2 separate regions of the Homo sapiens genome follow, and region 2 is linked to region 1. Evidence: chromatin loops called from intact Hi-C (ENCODE). Cell type or tissue: CD4-positive, alpha-beta T cell. All regions are shown on one strand.

The links. A loop is a pair of places that touch in the nucleus more often than their neighbours do. Peaks named below come from ENCODE experiments on the same cell type or tissue, not always from the same donor. Only the 100,000 strongest peaks of a DNase experiment are listed, where the experiment ranks them.
Region 2: a loop joins it to region 1, with 2.3 times the contacts of the local background. A loop is called at or near these places in 1 of 110 quality-filtered maps.

Annotation. Positions count from the first base shown.
Region 1 is chr6:35,551,051-35,553,550 of GRCh38, reverse strand. No RefSeq gene overlaps it. Among named protein-coding and RNA genes, the nearest start is that of LINC03135, 8.7 kb to the right of the region's middle. In CD4-positive, alpha-beta T cell, CTCF peaks have their summits at 869 and 1,069; a DNase peak (open chromatin) is centred at 1,070.
Region 2 is chr6:35,326,481-35,328,980 of GRCh38, reverse strand. No RefSeq gene overlaps it. Among named protein-coding and RNA genes, the nearest start is that of PPARD, 15 kb to the left of the region's middle. RefSeq lists a silencer at 1,223-1,282. In CD4-positive, alpha-beta T cell, a CTCF peak has its summit at 1,322 (motif pointing right); a DNase peak (open chromatin) is centred at 1,360; H3K27ac peaks cover 1,076 bases.

The DNA of each region.
Region 1 (2,500 bases):
GAGGGTGCCTGTGGCTGCAGATAGAGCAGTAGCAACTGCAGAAGCAAACACTTGCACAGCATTTGCAATGACGCTGAGGCTCAGAAAGATGACGTGACTGCGCACAGTCACACAGTAAGCAGGTGACACGGGCAGAATTCAAACCCGGGCCATCTGGCCCCAGAGTCTGTGCCCATGACCTCTCTGCCTGGTTTCCCATCCCCCTACACACACCCAAATGTGAGAAGCAGCAAAGTGCATGCCTTGAGGGCGAGGGGCACACCCTAGTGTATAAAAATAAAATCTTGGCTGGGCACGTTGGCTCACGCCTGTAATCCCAACACTTTGGGAGGCCCAGGTGGGTGGATCACCTGAGGTTGGGAGTTCGAGACCAGCCTGACCAACATGGAGAAACCCCGTCTGTATTAAAAATACAAAACTAGCCAGGCATGGTGGCGCATGCCTGTAACCTCAGCTACTCGGGAGGCTGAGGCAGGAGAATTGCTTGAACCCAGAAGGCAGAGATTGCAGTGAGCTAAGATTGCGCCATTGCACTCCAGCTTGGGCAACAAGAGCGAAACTCCATCTCAAATAAATAAGTAAATAAATAAAATCTTTTTGCAGCAACTGGAGCAGATCAACAGCAGCTGCAAGAACACCCCTGGGTCTGCTTTGCTCCCAAGGAACAAAGCAAAAGCGGCCAATTGAGGAATCATGCAGGCAAGCCATATGTGATGGAATAAAGATGGCTGCAATTTCTTTGCCACTCCTCCCATGAAGAAGTGGAGTCTGTTTCCCCTCCCCTTGAATTTGGACAGGCTGTGTCACGCTTTGACCAATAGAAGGTGTCAGAAGTGATGTTGTGTGACTTTCAAGGTTGGTCTCCAGGACATCGGCAGCTTCCACTCTCAATACTTGAAACACTCCTTCTTGGAATGCAGTTGCCATGCTGTAAGGAAGCCCAAGATAGAACAAGGAAAAGCCCAGAACTGTAGCCTCAGCTAACAGCACCAGCTACCAGCTGTGAGTGGAACATCTTGGAAGTTACAGCCCAGTTGAGCTTCTGGATGCATGCAATTCCAGCCACCACCATGTGGAGGCAGAGTTGAGTCATACCCACAGAGCCTGCCTAAAATACAGAATTTTTATTTAAATGGTTGCTGCTGTCTTAAGCCACTACGTTTTGGGGTGATTTGTCATACAGCAACAGATAACTGAAATACCGTATTTGCAGAAATCAGACTGTGTGATGGGAGAAGAGTAGCTTTGCATTGTCAATTTTGTTAATCTTTTAAAAACCCAATTCTTGGTTTCACTGATTTACTCTATTGTTTTTCTATTCTCTATTTTATTTATCTGTACTCTAATTTTTATGATCTTATTCCCTCTACTTGCTTCTGGTTTAGTTTGATCTTCTTTTTCTAGTTTCTTAAGATGGAAGCTTAAGTTATTGATCTGAAGTATTTCTTTTCTTTTTTTTCCTTTTTTTTTTTTTCTCTCAGAGACACGGTCTCACTATGTCGCTAAGGCTGGAGTACAGTGGTTATTCACAGGCATGATCATCGCACATACAGCCTCAGACTCCTGGGCTAAGTGATCCTCCTGCCTCAGGGTCCGGAGCAGCTGGGTCTACAGGTGCACACTACTACCCCTGCTCAGATCTTTATTTTAAAAAAATTTTTTAGAGGCAGGGTCTCACTCCATCACCTGGACTGAGGTACAGCAGCATGATCATAGCATCCTGCAGCCTCAGACTCCCAGGATCAAGTGATCCTCCTGCCTCAGACTCCTGGGTAGCTGGGATTAGAGGTGTACACCACCATGCCTGGCTTTTTTTTTTTTTTTTTTTTTTTTTTTTGTAGAGACGATATATGTTTATCTGGGAATGTCTTAATTTCTCCATCTTCCCTCTGCCCTCTGGCTGCCATAGATTCTGATGGGGAATTACCTGTGAATCTTACTGAGGATGGCTGTCTGCAATGAGTAGTTTCTCTCTTGCTACTTCTTGCTACTTTCAAAATTTTGATTTTTTTTTAAGACAGTCTCACTCTGTCGTCCAGTCTGGAGTGCAGTGGCGCAATCTTAGCTCACTGCAACCTCCACCTCATAGGTTCAAGCAATTCTCCTGCCTCAGCCTCCCAAGTAGCTGGGACTACAGGCGCCCACTATCATACCCGGATAATTTTTTTTTTTGAGATGGATAATTTTTTTTTTTTTTTTTGGAGATGGAGTCTCACTCTGTCACCCAGGCTGGAGTGCAGTGGCACGATCTCGGCTCACTACAACCTCCACCTCCTGGGTTCAAGCAATTCCCTGCCTCAGCCTCCCAAGCAGCTGGGGTTACAGGTACCCACCACCACGCCCGGCTAATTTTTGTATTTTTAGTAGAGACAGGGTTTCACCATCTTGGCCAGGCTGGTCTTGAACTCCTGACCTTGTGATCCACCCACCTTGGCCTCCCAAAGTGCTGGATTTACAGGTGTGAGCCACCACACCCAGCCAATTTTTGTATTTTTAATAG
Region 2 (2,500 bases), 220 kb after region 1:
CCAGACTGGAGTGCAGTGGCGTGATCTAGGCACAATGCAACCTCCACCTCCCAGGTTCAAGCGATTCTCATGCCTCAGCCTCCCGAGTAGCTGGGATTACAGGCACCCTCCACCACACTGGCTAATTTTTGTATTTTTAGTAGAGACAGGTTTCAACATGTTGGCCATGCTTGTCTGGAACTCCTGACCTCAGGTGATTTACTCGCCTTGGCCTCCCAAAGTGCTGGGATTACAGGTGTGAGCCACCTTGCCTGGCTATTTTCTAAGAACAACAAAAATCTTCTTTATATTAAGAAAAAACATATATCCTCTGATGCTCTTACCCAATAATCTTAGTTCTACCCATTGGAGGTAAACTAAGTCAAAATTATTTTCTATGTAAGAGCTTTTCTGATGTTTGACATTTGACTTCATTCCCCTATATATTTTCTTTCCTTCCTTCCTTCCTTCCTCCCTTCCTTCCTTCCTTCCTCTCTCTCTCCCTCCCTCCTTTCTTTCTTCTCCCTCTTTCTCTCTCTCTCTCTCTCTTTCTTTTTTTTTGAGACAGGGTCTTGCTCTGTTGCCTGGGTTGGAGTGCAGTGGAGTGATCTCGGCAATCTCTGCTTCCTGGGCTGAAGCAGCAATCTTCCCACCTCAGCCTCCAGAGTAGCTGGAACTACAGGCATTTTCTTCCAGCCTCCTGTGCAGCTAGGACACAGTCACATGACCAAGGCACACCAATCAGATGTATTGGAAGGTGGAAAGATGAACCAGGAAGCACACATAATTGATTCAGGTGAGTGGCAGCAGCAGTTCCACCCAATTTCCAGAGACAGCCAGGGCAGCAGTTGTAAGAGCAGCATCCAGCATTTGGTAAGATTAGCCAAGGAAGCAGCAGCTTCTGTACCCACAGGTGGCAGCTGGAGTGTGTTCACAAGAACTGTTGTGTGGCTTGATTTGGGTACTGTTTCTGACTACACAGCCTCCAAGACAGCTCACTCGACCTCCCAATTATTTAAGGTACTCCCTTATATTCTACTAATAAATTTCTTTTCTGGAAAGTCAGTTAAGTCAGCTTAAATCAGTCAGTTTCCGTTACTTGAATCACAAACCTAGACTAAAATAGCTTCCTTGAATCTTCATTTTGACTAGATTTGCCCTGGGGGACAGCTCAGAGTGGGAAAAGTTGATTCCTGCCAAGCATCTACAGCCCGTTCCAGACCAGACAGGGATTTCAGCTACCAAAACCTGCTCTGATGCCTGATTATTGTGTACCTGAACAACTTACAGTGCAGAGTGGGAAGGCTGGATTGCCTCTGAATTTGATTCTCCATAGCCATTTCAGCCTCTAGCCAGCAGGTGGGGGCCTCCTCAGTCTTCTGAAATCAGCCTGCCAGGCATCGCCCTCTCCTTCCCCTCTGCTGCAGGAACTAGAGAGGCGACTCAGTAGGCACCCCTTGGGCCAGGTGGACTCCTGGCAATAGTTGCTAACACGCCTCTTGTACTCCAGCCCCACTTCCCCATCCATCCTCACATACAAGCCACAGAAAAAGAGAAGACGTGGGACCACAAATGCTGTGCATTCCATATGGCCCCTAGGGTTTATGTGTATCTGTGAAGGCATCAGAGACAGGACACACTTTTCTTTGTCCAGGGTGATGGAAAGGACACAGGAGTTATTTTCTCACCCTGGAATTAAAAGACTAGAAAATACATTCTCCTTCCACCTAGAAATGTCCCCCAAGGTTGATGGCTTCTCATGCCAGTCCCATCATGGCTCGCATTCAGGTGTCAGAGTGATCTTCCTTTCATTATATCACTATATCATGCCTCCACTGTCGATCCATCCCTATGTCCCACCATAGAATATTTAAAAGCCTGGAATGGACCCCATTTACAAGTGAGGAAACTGAGGCTCAGAGGTTGGCTTGCCACCTCAAATCTAAACTCTGCGTAGCTTCCAAGAATCTCTATAACCAGGTCTCACTCCACCTTTCTACTCGTGGGTTCTCCATAGCAAAATTGCCCTTCCAATCCTGTGAGAATATATAAGAACCATACAGTCCCTTGCATATTTTTTATTTTATTTTATTTATTTATTTTCTTGAGACGGAGTCTCACTCTGTCACCCAGGCTGGAGTGCAGTGGTGCGATCTTGGCTCACTGCAAGCTCTGCCTCCTGGGTTCACCCCATTCTCCTGCCTCAGCCTCCCGAGTAGCTGGGACTATAGGCGCCCACCACCACACCCGGCTAATTTTTTTGTATTTTTAGTAGAGACGGGGTTTCACCGTGTTAGCCAGGATGGTCTCGATCTCCTGACCTTGTGATCCGCCCGCCTCGGCCTCCCAAAGTGCTAGGATTGCAGGCGTGAGCCAACCGCGCCTGGCCGCCCCTTGAATATTTTTTAAGATAGTAATTCCAAGCTTTATCTAAGATGAAGCATTTTTTAGCCAATCAATTTTTTAAATTTTTTTATTTTTTGGAAACAGAGTCTCACTCTGTCACTCAAGCTGGAGTGAA